Regions from separate parts of the Homo sapiens genome. Here region 2 is linked to region 1. Evidence: chromatin loops called from intact Hi-C (ENCODE). Cell type or tissue: A673. All regions are shown on one strand. Each heading gives the region's core, and the rest is flanking DNA. Links, peaks and the distances in the headings are about the cores only. Region 1 has its middle 260 kb from the start of ASXL3. Region 2 has its middle 51 kb from the start of DTNA.

The links. A loop is a pair of places that touch in the nucleus more often than their neighbours do. Peaks named below come from ENCODE experiments on the same cell type or tissue, not always from the same donor. Only the 100,000 strongest peaks of a DNase experiment are listed, where the experiment ranks them.
Region 2: it touches region 1 in a loop (3-fold over the local background); 2 of 110 quality-filtered maps call a loop at or near these places.

What each region holds. Positions count from the first base shown.
Region 1 is chr18:33,835,681-33,844,024 of GRCh38, forward strand. No RefSeq gene overlaps it. Among named protein-coding and RNA genes, the nearest start is that of ASXL3, 260 kb to the left of the region's middle. RefSeq lists an enhancer at 1,133-2,076. In A673, for the core only: CTCF peaks have their summits at 3,955 (motif pointing right) and 4,161; DNase peaks (open chromatin) are centred at 1,111 and 3,981; H3K4me3 peaks cover 247 bases.
Region 2 is chr18:34,655,107-34,663,450 of GRCh38, forward strand. It overlaps a transcript of DTNA not described here. Among named protein-coding and RNA genes, the nearest start is that of DTNA, 51 kb to the right of the region's middle. RefSeq lists enhancers at 4,287-4,790, 4,791-5,294. In A673, for the core only: a CTCF peak has its summit at 6,567 (motif pointing right); DNase peaks (open chromatin) are centred at 4,715 and 6,595; H3K27ac peaks cover 994 bases.

The DNA of each region.
Region 1 (8,344 bases), core at 223-8,222:
AATCTTTAGACAAGTATTGGATACAAAAGTACACACAGTAATGTTTGCTATGGTCATGACCATGAGGATCATCACGGTGATGATGATGATGTAGCGACGCAGACTTGAGGGTATTGTTCGATCCATAAATAGTAGAGACACTTGAGGTTTGAGAGGGAAATCCAGGAGAGAGGAGACAAAATTTAGTGAAGTTAGGAAGATTAAAACCACACTGTTGATAGTATAGGGAAAGAGGAATGAAAAAAAAACAGGCATATCTGGTTAAAACTTTTAAGTATTTTGTCGGTAATTCTGTGATCTAACTTCCCCTTGTTCCCATATTCCAAATGAGACTGTAAAATATGATTACAATTAAAATTTTGGTTTTAGAGATTTCCTCCTGGGTTGTGAGAAGAGGTACTGAGTCCTGCTTCAGTGTGGTGTGGGGCACAAATAACATTTACAAGTGGGGATTGCTGACTTTACATCGCAGACTGCCTCTTCTTCTAACAAATGAGTCCTGTGAGGCATATCTTTTTTACCCCTCTTTATAGCACTTACCATTCCAGCTTTCACCACTGAAGAGGGAAAAATAACAAGGATGATAAATAAAAATAAAATTATCAGCCCCAGGACCAACTATACAGACCCCCCGCCCCCAACGACCAACCTTTGGCCGAAGGGACACAAGAAAAACCTTAAAACCGAGTTCATGGCCATGACAGAATGGGAAGTCCCACACACCTTGTTATCTCCCCTCACTCCCTAGTTGACATGAGGTTTTCTTCCCTAAAAGCTAAGCAGAAACCAGCCCTTTTCAAGAGATTCCACTGTGGATATCAACCAACCGCTTGGCTACTGCCCCTCCTTTTGCAGTTTTGGCACACTAACCAACCAGCCTTTCTTCTTGATAAGAGACCACCAAGGAAGCAGTAGTTCTGACCAGTCTTCAGAGGATGCACAGCAAAAACTTTCCTCTCTTCCGCTTCACTTTTCGACATCAGAGGGCCAAATACTCTACCCTTGGTAGAGACATGAAGCCCAGTTGTACATTCACATGTTTCTCCATTCATAAATATTCATGACTCCTTCTATAGACGATTGAATATGTATATTTGCCCACCTCATTCAGCATAAATCCCTGTTCTAGTTGGCTGAGCCCCAGTGTATCTGTTTCTGGCTTCTGGCCAGAGGCTACACTTCCCCGACTGTCAGAATGGCTACCCTGGGGGCTGCAACACTTTATGAGAATTAAAGCTCTCCTTTCCAAATGTATGAACCTCATCATTTTTGAGTTGACAAAGAATATTAGAGTTTGTCTCTGAACTACCAAAAGTGAAGCCACTGGCATCCCAAGACTTGATTTTTCTTTTCTTTCCACTCTTAAAACACATTTCTTACCCTGTGGGTATTCCTGACTGGTATTCTGAGCCACATTCAGTTTGCTGATAGTCAACAGGGATAATGTATGCTTTTTTGCTTTCTTTCTCTATTACTAATCCCATTGCCATCCCCACTCAATATCTCCAATAAAACAGCCTTGTTGCCTCAATTTCTGATGCCTCTTTTATTACAACTCTTTATCAACTTACTATGTCTGTCTCAGGTACTTTCCCTTTGAAACTTGGGACACTTTCTTAAGGCTGATCTGAGAAAATAAAAGTAATGCTTTTTGTTATGCAGCCCAAATGTTCCCTCTCCAGCAATTAAGTACTCAGGGCAGAGGCTTTGATGAGTTACCTGCATTTATTTGGAGAAGGCACTCTCCAGGAGGTAAAGCTGGTCTTTGTTCATCATTTGTGTTTGAGAGCTTAAGTCCTGGAGTTATCTATCTATTTCAACAACTTTTATCCCCATTTCTCCCAGGAGGCTTCTAAGAGTCTCCAGCAAACCAGATCAACCTGTTCTGATGAACTTGCACTCTGTACTGATTTCCCTCTTGCACCTTTTAACTAGAATTGGGCTTTGCAGAAGAGAAGCTTGATTTCAAATTATTCCCAGCACAGTGCCAGTAGAGTATAGCTGCTCTTTGCTCCATTCCTTATCCATGTGAGTCTTAATGAGCATGGAAACCTATCAACATATTTGACATGTTAAGAGGTACCTCTTTATATGCATGTATTAAACCGTTAACACCTATATGTCATCCAAGAAGTCTCATATGAAGACAAGATTTTTTTTTAAATTCTGGATTTTCTTGCACATGGAAGATGTCATATTCTAAGACGTGCTTTCTGAAATTGATGTGACCTAATTTAGGAGTATTTTATAAAGCAGAAAATTAAGTAATCTGGACTGAAATAATTGACCAAAGAGGCCAAGTTCAGTTTAGTCCACCTAATAAATAATTTCATTCTTGTTCATTTCCTTAAAATAGTTCATCAGCTTATATTAATAAAAATGATATGAAACAGAGCAATTATAATAAATAAGTAAATTGAGGAAGAGAGAGAAAGAAGAAGCAGGTGTCTGGAATCAGTTACAGCGAAAGAATTGACATGTAGCTCTGAGCCTTCTGTCAACAGGGTAGGATGCAGAAACAAATTTGGGTTGCAGCTGACATCTCTCAAAGGCTGTGTGCCAAGTCTGGTTCCAAGGGACTTTTTAACATATGAACTTCTTTTACTTTCACAATTGCCCTATGAGGCAGGTACTATTGACACCCACATTTTACAGATGAGGAAACTAAGACAAAGGAAGTTAACATAACTAGCTCAAGGTAACATGGTACAAGAGAGAGTTGGAATCTGAATTTAGGCAATGTGACTCTATGGTTTATGCTATTAACCATAATGGTTCTTCTTGCTATCTACTAAGAGTTCACCAATAGATAAAAGCTTTTCCTTGCCCTGATTCTAAGATAACCTTACTTGGTAGAGCCGTGGACTTGGTAATGTAATGGAAACATGGAAATCAAAAATATGATGCTGGTTTTCCCAAAGAAATGATACATTCTTTACAAGCAAATTCTTTTGTTACTCCTTTAGAGAGAGAGCATTAACCTACAGTTCGGAGACATAGACACTTTGTTTTGTGGTGTTGGAACTTAGCACAGGGTCAGAATTTAAAGGTACTGGAAGATATCTCAGTTAACCTGTCTTGCTCATATTAGATGTTTTAAGCGAGATTTTGGAAGCACCTGCTTCAAATCAGTGTATAGTTGGCTTATTTAGCTAATGCTTTAAAAGATGTAGGGCATATTGTTGATTAAAGAAAAAAATTATATACTGGTAGAGGTCAGTATGCTGGTTTATAGGATGGTGTTCTTATCTAAGTAAGCGCAGGGTAATGGGGTAGGGATAGCTTGCTTTATCTTGACATACACGTGAGGTTTGGTAGGGTGAGTTGTGAAACTGGAAGGGACACATGAGGCCAGAAGAAAACATTAAGGTCAGGTGTAACTAATCAGTCTTCTCTATAAAAGAAACTTAGTATCTTATACAATATGCATTTTTAAAATCAGGGACTTTATATATTTTATTATTATATTTATTATATCAGACATGACATTTACTCTATGAATTAAAAGTTAAAGATATTGCACTAAATATGAGTTAATACAAGTAAATATGAATATATGCTATCTCTAATTTTCAGAAGTTTAATTTTTAGAAGTTTAACTTAGATAGCCTTTCCAATTATATTCTTCAACAGAGTGTCAGATGATAAGAACTGAGGTGCAGAGTTAATTATTAAACAAATCACACTTTAAAAATACTTCTACAGAAATAAAAGATTAATTTTGTTTTCAAAACGTGTCCTATATATAGGTTTGCTTTTCTCTTTATTTTACTGGTAGCCATCTTGTACTCCACTTGCTTTGCTATTTATTTACTCTGGAAGTAGAAAGGAATGTGGGGCAGGGAAGAGCAGTTGTAACATGTAATTTACTCCAGCAAAAAGAAAAATTGTGTTTCTTGGTAAAAAAAAAAAAGCTTCAGTGCTCTTTTGCTAGTCCCTGTTTGTCATTACTCTCTCTTCCAGTAGAGGGCAGGATGTAGCAATCTGTGAACTCACACTTCTAAGGGGTTAAATGAGGAGGAGTATCATGCTCATTTCGAGTTGCTGTTTAAGTAATTAAAAAGCTGGGTTTTTTTTTCGTGGTGTATATGATCCTGGTTTCTTCCACTGAATCCCCTAAAGAGATATTGTGATAATTTTCAAAATACCGCATTGCAATAAATCAACACCTACCCCAGTTCTCCTCTAGAATGCTTCCAAGGATTTCAAAAAAGAATTTTCCACCGTTGGCAAATAAGCAAGACAAATTTTGCTATGCATTACAGTCTATATTCAGATGTTGTATTTTAGGACAAGAAAACAATATAAACGTTTATTATTAACTAAGAGGAGCCACACAGCAAATGCTTGCTGAACAGTGACACTTGTGCCTGGCATGCTCCCAGCTCTTGGGCTACAGATGCAAATGGAAGAGAAACTCTGCCGGCAAGGATCCTGCATTCCACTGAGAGGAGAAAAACAATCCAAACAGAAATGGCCAAATAAATAAAATAATTTCAAGCACTTATAATTACTGGAATAAAAATGAAATAGGGTACACAATGTTGGGGTAGCCAGATTATCAGGAAAGACTCTTTGGGGACTGAGAGTCAGTTCCCCAAATTGCATATGGACTGCTTTCCCATAGCACATTTTTTTAGGGTCATGTTTTGGCACTAAGAACAACTTTTCCCATTAAAAGTGTAACATGGTGATTATATCCCTAGCACAGCTCATAAAAGACTCGCAGTCAGAAAACATAAACAAAGTACTGTTTGAATTCCGGATGTCTGCTTTAAACAGATCCCTTGACCTGTCTAACACTCTTCCCCTGCAATATCATGATCATAACAACTGGGAAGGTTATTGAGAACATTAAAGATAATGCACAAGGGAGCCAAGTAAAGTACCTGGCATACAGTAGTGGTGGAGAGCTATAATCTATAATATAATCCTCTAGACAAACATTTTCTATAAAGGACCAGATAATAAATATTTTTGGTTTTGTGGGCCATATCATCTTTCTTGTATCTACTCACTCAATTCTACTGTTATTGCGTGAAAACAACTATAAGCAGCATGTAATAAATGAGCATGGTTGTGTTCCAATAAAACTTTATTTACAATAATGGGAGGCAGGCTAAATTTGGTCCACTGGCCTTAATTTTATGACCCTTGTTCGGAATATATGCATAGTTATGACTATATTGATAAAAGTATAAGTAATTGGAGTACATTATAATGCAATTTAACTCCCAAATATAGCAATAATTGTGTGATAAGAAGCATTTACTGATCTTTTTCAGTGTGCCAAAAATATGTCTCTACTCAGTCCAAGAGATAGGAACACTCCCAACTACCCAGTGTTTTCTGTTATAAACCAGAAGAGATTTACTGCCTGGGCCATCCTTTCCTCACAGGAGAGCTGCTAAGGGATAGAGTGGGGTCTCTAGGGAGAGAGCTGGGTGCTTTATTTGTGAAAAAGTAGGAGCCATGGATCTAAGAGCTTCTCCACAAAATAACTTTCTAGGAACATGTCTCAATTCTGGGCTCTCAGGCCATCACTTAATTTTTCCTCAAACATGTCCACTTATTGGCCCATCTCTTCCCTTTCTCTGGTCCAGGTTAGAACTTCTAAAGCAATCAAGTTGCCTCAGCATCACCTGGGAGAGCTTAGCTTACTAGATGAGAGCTTGCTGTGACCTAACTACACTATCATGCCCATCCCCCACCCCACCTACCCCCCTCTCTGATTTCAGATACAGCTGTGATGGCCCTCAGGCGTCTAAATTTTAACACATATCACCCTAGGTCCTCCAGCTGATACTGAGAAATACTACTCCAGGGTAAAGAATTGTTTGGCATCAGGGGATGTGGATTAGCACAAAGTGAGGAAGTGAGGGCTGCTTTGGGAAGCAGAGGTTGCACTGAGCCGAGATGGCACCACTGTGTTCCAGCCTGGGTGACAAAGCAAGACTCCGTCTCAAAAGAAAAAAAAAAAAAAGAAAGTGAGGGCTCCTTCTTCTGAAGGAGAAGCAAGAATCACCTGCCTTCACACGGTAATTCTGCCACCACAGACACTTCTCATTGCCTGAAATATTCAGCTGAGTACCCAGAGAAGCACACTGGGGAAGTGAGAGAGATAAGAGAGGATGAGGAGAGAGAGAAGTAGAAGCCCACAGAAAAAGCCTGTGGACTGCTGGGCTGTCTTACCTTAATTTGTTCTTGAGGCTTGACCCAGCCCACAGTGTCTGGCACAGTGCTAGGCGCTATCTATTCATTGTGGCTGAAGAGCGGGGGTGTTTTATGCTAGTCATGAGAGAAAGCTTAACTGTTTTCACAATTAAGATGTGCTTATATCGCACACTTCTTCTCTCGCCTTCCCCACACAAAAAGGAAATAAATTAAAATATTAGTCAAAATTAATACAGCTGACACTTTGTGAGAAATACTGCTTTAGGATAAAGAATTGTTTAGGATCAGAGAGATACAGAATGGCGTTAAAATGGTATAATTTTACAATTAGAGAATAAACGAGATTTGGCATGTTTATTTGTGTTCATGTTGAACTTGTTTTGTTTTCTAATCATAAGTTGAAGCTGTATGTAAATTTTAGGATTTTTCACTGATATGCAATAAATTGTTAGAGGAAGGAGAGCCTGGAAGCTAAGTTTCTGCTACTTTTTAGTTGAATGATATTGGAAAAGCTAATTTTGTCTTCCTGTGCTTTAGATTTCTCATCTGTAATATGAAAATAATGCTACCTCCCTAATAAACATGATAAAGGTGTAAGAAGTTCTACTCGCTAAGAGTAGACACATAGCGCACAAGGAATGCTAGCTATTGTAAACCAGTAAGCGTCTGAGACAGGTCTCAATCAATTTAGAGGTTTCTTTTGCCAAGATTGAGGATACACCTGGGAAAAAGAGATGCAAGTTATAGTAGGATCTGTGGCCTGTGATCCAAAGAGGGTTTTGAGGACTTCAGTATTTAAAGGGGAAAAAGCAGGCACGAGGAGAAAGAGAAACAGTCAATTATGCATCTATCACTAGCTCAGTAAATCTGCATTTTACATATGATAAAGTAAACATAGAGCAGAGGAAAAAGTCAAATATGCATCTGTCTTGGAGTGGGCTGAGGGATGATTTCTAGTCTTGTCTTTTCCCTATACTTGTGAAAATAAGGTGTGCATTTACATTGCCAGGATGAGGGAGGCTACCTGAGGTAATATATGGCCTTCTGTCTTGCAGCTATCTGTGTAGGAACAAAAGGAGGGCAGAGTTTTGCATGGCTCCCTTTTGCAGCTTAACTTTTCCCTTTTGCAGCTTAACTTTTCCCTTTTGCATGGCGAGTTTAGGGTCCCAAGATATTGGTGTGTGTGTGTGTGTGTGTGTGTGTGTGTATAGATACATATAGAGTACATATATCTAGTGACAGTGTATCTATATATATAGATACACTCTCTATATATCTATATATATATACTCTATATGTATCTGTATATATATACTCTATATGTATCTATATATACTCTATATGTATCTATATATGTATATATACAGTATATATATAGATATATATATGGATACATATAGAGTATATATATATATATATATAGATATATAGAGAGTGTATCTATATATATATATACACTCTGTCACTAGGTTGGAGTGCAGTGGTGCGATCTCAGTTCACTGCAACCTCCACCTCCCGGGTCCAAGTGATTCTCCTGCCTCAGCCTCCAGAGTAGCTGGGATTACAGGCCCATGTCACCACGCCCAGCTAATTTTTGTATTTTTTAGTACAGACAGGGTTTCACCATGTTGGCCAGGATGGTCTCAATCTCTTGACCTCATGATCCGCCCGCCTCGGTCTCCCAAAGTGCTGGGATTACAGGCATGAGCCACCGCTCCCGGCCCTGAGATTTTATTTACCTTTCATGCTATTATGGACCAGGGCATCAGACTGTTACCTGGCACTCCTCTCTGGTAATGCAGAAAATGTAGTAAATCCTGCATTATCTCTATTTTTTCAGTTAAAACAGTGAAAAGAGGTAAGTTTTTATTGTCTTTGGTGGGAGCTCCTTATAGAAATATGGAATGCACTGGACGTGTATTTGAAGAGTAACCAAATCATGGCCTCTATATCTGGACGGCAAGAGCTAAAATCACATCTCCACTGCTTACTAGCGTGCCACACTGGACAAGTGGTTAAGCTGTAGGTGCCTCAGTTTTCTCATGGACAAAAATAATGAGAAAAAACCCACATGGGATTTAAATGTGAATGAAAATTTTATTATTAGAGTTTATTTTTTTTTCAAATGTTCCTTTCTCCCATTGCTAAATGACCATGTCCAAAATAGAGT
Region 2 (8,344 bases), core at 336-8,335, 820 kb after region 1:
GCAATATATGATATTCGATTATTAAATCCAGCAAAAATGTAAACCCCCGTTTAAGTAGACAGGTAAGTAAACTGCTAGGTTCAAGAGGTGACCTTCCCACACTCTGCCTACCTACTCAAGCCCTTCTCTGAATCGGTTATTGGACATATTCACTGCCTCCTTCTCTCTTACATAATTGGTGTTACTTTAGAGTAAGGGGAAGATTAGCATCACCCAAACATAACTCAGACCATTCCAGCCCACCAAGGCCTCCTCCCCCACCTCCCACCTCCACTTGCCTGCTCAAAGATGCTAAGAATCCTACTTGCTTAACTTTATCTGGTAAAGGAAATGGTGGCTAAAGGCAAAACTAAGCAGGTATTTCTGAGTATTATGTTCACCTGTATTAGCTATTATTAAATGAAAAAGAAAAGTTCTCAGATAAGCAGACTATTGTGCATTTTACCCTTGTATCTTTCAATTTACTCATGTGTCTTCACTTTTTATCACAGAAATTATATGGATATTAATTTCTAAAAATATCCAAAGGGTAACTTCTCATGTTAAATTGTGTCCTCTTTTCTATAAGTGTTTAGGTTTACTATTAATAATTAATAAGACAGTAATATTCCTGGGAGCTGGATTGCCCAAGTATTGTTTTAACCAAATAACTCACTGTATTTGAGCACAATAAAACTCTTACTTTGTTAGAGTGTGAATGGGCCAGTCCTGCCAGGAGACTCATAACGTTGCTATGGAATAGACAGACTTTGAGGAAGAAGTTAATTGTTCATATATACAAAGAAATTAAGTCTTCATTTTACCTATTCTCTAACTCGTCAACTTTCACATTCTACCCTTTTAAATGAGCACAAAAGGGAGGCTTTACACACATAAACACATGTTTACACACACGTGTGCACACTGAGTGATATTTTATTGTCAACTGCTTCTCTTGCTGCAGATGAATGAATCAAATTATGTGAATATATTTTATGTTCTTGATAGTAATTCTGTGGTTTGCATTACAGGATGGTTTATATGATTATCAAATGTTAGCAGTTTATAGAACCCTTTTATAAAGTTATAGTTATAAGTTGCTTTTATCTCTTGAATTAGACATGTATCAGTTATGAATTTTATTTCCAATTTTAGTGTTGCTAAACCATAAGCACAGATGTCAATCCTAGAAGAGGTGAAGTAAGCCACTCATGAAAGTGATTCGTCTTGGTTAAGTCAGTGAAGACTGGCTATACAGTTTGGATTTTATTTTCTGCACGTCTTGCTAGGAATTAGAAGAATAGAAGGGTTCTTCTTACGGTAAATGTCTGACAATTGTGTCGTTTTCCTTCTCCTCTTTAGGGGAACAGGGTGCTAAAAAGACTTGAAATGAGCTGCCAGTCACCATTAACCCCTTCCCTTCTGAACTTCCAGGTCACGGAGCAGTCCCCAAATGCTTTTTACTTTCATATTGAAGTTCTCCTAGCCCTGCCAGGTTTCCTAAACCACATTTCACAGATGTCACAAGTTTCAATGGTGTGTTTTTTCTTTTGTAGGTTTCTCCAAAAGAGTTTTATTAACAACACATAAACTTTTAGAATATACAGGATTCGTTATTTAAAATTTCTTCATTATAAAAACTGAAACAAAGAGAAGAGAAAATTATAGTTGTTAGATGTTGAAATGCTTTTTTAAAACATAGTAATGCCGTTATCTAAAAATTTAGTGAAATGATGTTAATAGTCCAATAGTCTATTTTACGTAATCTTTTTATATTTGCATAGCCTTTTTTTGTTTGTTTGTTTTTTTGAGACAGCATCTTGTTCTGTCACCCAGGATGCAGTTCAGTGGCATGATCTCGGCTCACTGCAACCTCCACCTCCCAGGCTCAAGCAATTCTCATGCCTCAGCCTTCCGAGTACCTGGGACTACAGGTGTGCACCACTATGCATGGCTAATTTTTTATATTTTCAGTAGAGACAAGGTTTCATCATGTTGCCCAGGATGGTCTCAAAATCCTGAGCTCAGACAATCCACCCACCTCAGACTCCCAAAGTGCTAGGACTAGGCATGAGCCACTGCACCTGGTCCTATTTGTAAAGTCTTAATCAACATCTTTTTAACCCCTACCATTTCTCCTGTCCATTGGAATCAGATAATGTAAGGTTGTCATTCTAAAAATACTGAAAGCCTGTCATAGCTTGCTTTAACTTTTCTTGCTTTTGTGTATTTCCCAAATATGGTACTTTTTTGGTATTGCTCAGCAACACTTGTCAAGAATTTGAATTTTTAAAAAAACTTGTCAAAAAACAAAATGTGTTATAAATCAGTCAGTTTGCTTTCATTGTCCAAACTGAAAGAGTTAAGAAACAATTTCCTTTGAGTGGTAAAAGTAATCTATTTTTATTTATCATGTAAATGTTTATATTGTAACACAATGTCTTTTTTAATGAGAAAGCAAAAATATACTTAAAAATCATTAGAATACCAACCATTTAATTTTTCTTTAAAATATTTTTATAACTTTAAATGGATACACTAAATTTTTCATACATCACTCTCCATTTAGACAAGGAAGACTACTAAACAGAGATTTTAGGGGAACACCATGAGCCATTCTCCAATAGAAGTCTATCCAAATTTCAGTTTCTGAATTTGAGGGATGAAATTAGGTTATGCATTTGGGAAGGAGGGGAGACATCACATAGCTCTGAATGAAAAAGAATCTGAAGAATTTCACACTTTCTTCCAACTAGCTCAGGAGCCACACACACTGCCATCTTTGTATTGCTAGAATACACCTTTGGACAATCATTCAGGAAGTCCTGGCCACTATTAATGAAACCTCTGCTCAGCTACTTGCTTTCCAGCTTTGCTCATAAAAATTAAAGTCAGTAGTTAAAATGGATGAAAGAGAAATTTCAGGAGAATTGGCTGACTTCAGAGTCTCAAACTGGCATCTGTTTGACTCCAAAACTCCAAAGTCTTCTAAGTAGATATTGGCTAAGAAAAAGATGAAAGAAGCTGACTGATGAAACTGATTCAAGCACTGAAACTAAAAAGGAGAGAGTATGCAGCAGGATATAGGAGAAAGGCTACTAGGAATCCCTCAACACTAGCCAGAATTTAGGGGGATAATTTACTAGCAGTGACAAATCAGACTCAAAGCACAAAAACAGTCAGGCAAATCTAGAAATTACAATCTTTCAGTAGCTGTTTAAACAGCCAAATTAGTATCCAAATTTTGCTTTTATAAAAATTCTTTTGTTTCTTTGTTTGTCTTTTGAGACAAGGTCTGGCTCTATCACCCAGGCTGGAGCGCAGTGGCGTGATCTTGGCTCACTGTAATCTCTGCCCCCCGGGTTCAAGTGACTCTCATACCTCAGCCTCCCGAGTTGCTGAGACAACAGGAGTGTGCCACCATATCTGGCTAATTTTTTTGTATTTTTGTAGAGATGGGGTTTTGTCATGTTGCCCAAGCTGGTCTCAAACTCCTGATCTCAAACAGTCTACCTCCCTTGGTTTACAAAGTGCTGGGATTACAGGCTTGAGCCACTGAATGTGGCCTTTATCAAAATCCTTATTAAGTCAAAGTTTAAGCCCAATATGTTATAATACTGTCTTGATTACCACCACCAAAGCAGTGTTAAGAGCATTCAAGTCTAAAACAGAACAGAAAAGTCCAGAGAACAACACTAATTTATTTCTACAGTGCTCATTTTGTTCTTTTATGAGAGTGTCATTTCTCAGCATCTTGGACAGTGCCCTTTCTTTCTTAATAAAATGGCCAGAATTAAATAAATATGGCTAACACTCTTTCTCCACTGTAACCACGGCTGAGGCCTAATGACAATTCAGGGTAGAATATCTTTCAGTGCTATGGAGTATGTTGCACTGTTCTTTAGCTTAGAGAACTGGGATTTTCAAATCAGCACCTTAAGTGGAATTTTGCAGCCTGCATTTTTAAAACACCTACTGCCTTCCTATCCATTTACTGTACGTGTGTGTGTGTGTGCACGCATGTGTGTGTTATGACTGGAAGGAGATGATAGCAAATATCTTCCTTTAAAATAGTACTATCCAATAGAAACAGGATGCAAGCCACATATGTAATTATAAATTTTCTAGTAGCCACATTAAAAAAGGAAAAAGAAACAGGTGAAATTAATCTAAATATATTTTACTTAGTCCAATATATCAAAACTATTATCATTTCAACATGTAACTAATATAAAAAGTTATTAATGAGGTCTTTTATTCCTTTTTTGTACTGTATGCTTGAAATCCTGTGTAGATTTTACACTTCCAACACATCTTGATTTGGGCTAGCCGCATTTCAACTGCTCAATAGCCACATGTAGCCAATGACTACTGGACTGTACAGCCCAGGTATAAGGCAGGCACTTCTTTGTACAACAGTATCTCATTTGAAATGCCTAGCTTCTGATATTTCAGCTCTCAGTTTGAACATGTTTTTCCTTACACAAGAAATCCATATATATTTCATTCTAGATTCTAACACGTACACATACACACAGACACACACAGACACACACACACACACACACACACTCATTTAACATCTGGGTTTTAACAACCTATTCTGATCTTCTTCTAAATAAACTTGAAAAATAAAATACTTCCTCTCACCAGCCCTTTCTGAAGGAGCATGTGAGCCTGTTATCTTGCGCATTAACCGGTGACCGTATTTAGTGCTGTCAGAGCTGCTGACTCATTGCCTATGAATGGCCCCGCTGCCAGTGGTGATTGTTTGACAGAATGCCAGTAATGGCTGCCTACGGCTGCTGAAAAGCTGACCTTGTAACAACATCCACATTCTTTTGGTTGCTTTTGCTGACATACTCTCAACTCAAAAACTGTTTTCAAAACAAAAGTATAATGAAGTATTGAGCTTTTAAAAGCAATTGTATTTCAGTTCTTTAAATTATCTGAGTGTACCAAGGAGGGCAGAAGGCAAAGAAATGAGTATACAAGAGAGGGAACCATCCTTGAAAGTTGACATTTGAGCTACAGGCATATAATACTTGGGGACAGTGTTCTAAGACACCATGGGCATCCAAATGAAGCAAAGCTGTGTAAACTGAAAATAAAATTCTAAGCCCCCCAACCATCGGAATGGACCCCTCCTCTCAGCCAAGAGCATTCCAGTTAACCTGGAAAACTAGTTCAGGCCGTGAGAGGAAGTGGGGGGTCAGACATCCTCCCTTTGGAATTCAGGCACAACTGAGCAGCATTAACATTAAAACAGAGATCTTAAGACTTTTTGTAGCAATAGGTCACCAAATTCCAGCCTGATCTAGTATAGCATCACCTGACAGACAGCAGGCCCTGAAAGATATCAAAGTATTTTACTCTAAATTATATTTCTTTGACATATTTTGAAATAGCCCTGCAAAGCTATTGCTTGTGGGGAAAATCTGCATTCTGTAGAGAATCCCCTTCCCTTTCCAGGTCTTTTTCCTGATCCAGGAGAGAATCGACTAAGAGTCTGGCACCTTTTTAAGTCTAATAAGAAACATTTACAATCTAATCTCTCTGAAGCCTGTTACTTGGAGACTTCATCTGCATAATAAGAACCTTGGTCTCCAAAACCCCTTATCTTAGCCCAGACATTCCCTTCTGTTGATTCCAGGTCTTTAGACAATAACTTAAGTCTTCCAACCAATTGCCAATTAGAAATTGTTTGAATCTACCTATGACCTTGAAGCTCCCCACCCCCGCTTTGAGTTGTGCCACCTTTCCTGACCCAACCAGTGTACATCTTACATGTATTGATTGATGTCTTTTGTCTCCCTAAAATGTATAAAACTAAGCTGAAGCCTGACTACTTTGGGCACATGTTCTCAGGAGACAGGGCTGTGTCACTGACCATTGCCCACTCATATTTGGCTCAAAATTTATCTTTTCAAATATTTTTCAGAGTTTGACTCTTTTGTCAACAACTATTATGATATCTATTTTTTATCTTTCTCAGTATCATTTATTAGCTCTGTATTACTAACCTATTTGAAATTCTGTTTATTTGCAAAATGTATTCCATTCTCCACCCTGAAAACATTTTCCCCAAGTGGAGCTTCTAAACAAAGAATATGAGATGCTCTCCATTAATTAATAAGAGCTAAGGTACTATTAAATACTTAAAACAGGGATCAAATTAGCAGTACTTACTAGACACTGCTCTAGCTAGTGGATACGTTGATCATTCACACTATACTCAACTTTGCCCATAAAACTTAGTGTATGCCTTCCAGCTGCAGTATGTATTGATGGCCCTGCCTTCTGTTAGAGTACAAGTTTTTAGATTCTTCTCTTTTCCTGGTGATGAGGTCTGAAACTCTTGAATCTTCTAAATTCCTACTTGGGCTGATATCCCTGCTCCCTCTTTCTGGCTTCTTTTACCCCAGAGTCTAATCTGCACTGGTAGTAAAATTTCCTTTCAGTTCACATCTCACACATAACAGCCAGAGTCTGTTTTGCTAATTTTAATCAGACAAAGGATGAGTTTCGCATAGATGAGTTTTCAATAAACAGGATGAATGAACATTCAGCTAGTTGTTTTGGCATATTTTCACCACTAGAGGGAGATAAAGGCGCCTCTCCATCCACTGTTCCCACCCTCTTTGCCCCAAGATAGGAGAGGTGACAGAGTTAAGTGCAGAGGATAATGGTCAGTGAGATCATGGAGGGAAATTAAGTTATATATTTGGAGAAATCAAAAATGTGGCAGCTTTCAAACCCTGCCAACATGTTTTATGTGGCCTACCCAGTTTGGGGCAACATTTATAAATTGGAAAATTTCACATAAATATCTGGATTTCCACCCTGAGCTTGAAAATAGAAAGATGTGGCCACACTGTATGTCTGCGCCTCTGTGTGGCAGTCAGAGGGAGCTTCTCTCTATAAACAAGGCACAAACTCTTCATTTCAACTCCATCACTATCACTCTCTATTTTTCTAACACCGAGATTAAATGTAAGCTGTTACTTATTATCAAGCTTGCATCATTTTGTTGTTAAGAACCGGTTGTTGTTTTTTTTTTTTTTGTACTCAGGTCAAAGATGGTAAAAAGAATAACATAGCAAGCAAGCCTCTTGTAATTTCAAGGAAAATGAGAGAGAACATATTTCTTGGAGGCAGTAAAAAATATTCATAAGAGTAAAATATGCAGGCACAATGTGACTGGTCTCCTTGACTTACACTTACCTATTTCCATCATTTACATCAGCTAGATGTCCCTATGAGCTTTGCATAACCCTTTGGAAATACCTGCTTCCCAAACATGATATGGCAGGAAGAAGATAAGGGACTGGGCGATCCTGGGACCCAGTCAAATACCTTCTCTCAGTTGTCCCCACTAACTAATGACTGAGAAATGTCTCTCATGACTGATTACCCAAGGATTTACAAAATTGACATGTGAGGGACAAAAATCTCAGTCTCACTTAAAATAGCAGGAAAAACATATCTGCATGTAACTTATACTCACAGAAGAATTGCAGAACTAAAATTTGGATTTAGGTAGGATAAATTCCAACACACAGCTGATATTCTGATTTACTCATATCATTGCTTCTTGATCTGAAAAAGAAATGATAATATAAATATTAGTAATCATAGCTAACATCTGTTGAGTTGACAGTTGTGTCAGGCACTGTGCTAAGTGATCTCCTTTAACCCTGAGGAACAACTGTGTTATTCAACCTCAGAGATTTGTCTCAACAACCTTAATATATGCCCTTCCTTTTAGGACAACGGTTCTCAAAATGAAGACACTTTCATGAGATTCTTGAGGTTAAAACTATTTTAATAACAACTCTATCATATTATTTGCCTTTTTCACTATGGGACAGTCACACAGATGTGCAAAAGTAATGGTAAGTAAAACTGCTGGAATCTATTACTAGGGGTTGAAGGCAGTGGCACCAAGCTCTACTGGTAGTAATATTTCTTCACTCCCATGTACTTCCAGTGAAAAACAAAGCAAGCAACAGCAAAAGCATGTTATTAAGTCTTGGGAGTGTAAATGACGTTATTTTATTTATTTATTTTTACTTTTTATTTTTTTGAGATAGGGTCTCACTCTGTCATCCAAGCTGGAGTTCATTGGCATGATCGTGGCTCACTGCAGCCTTGACCCCGTGGGCTCAAGTGATCCTCCTACCTCAGTCTCCTAAGTTTCTGGGACTACATACAGGTGCATGCCACCACGCCTGGCTAATTTTTTCTTTTTTTGTAGAGACAAGGTCTTGATATGTCTTGCTATGCCCAGACTTGTCTTGAACTCCCAGGCTCAAGCGATTCTCCTGCCTTGGCCTCCCAAAGTGTTGGGATTAGAGGCATGAGC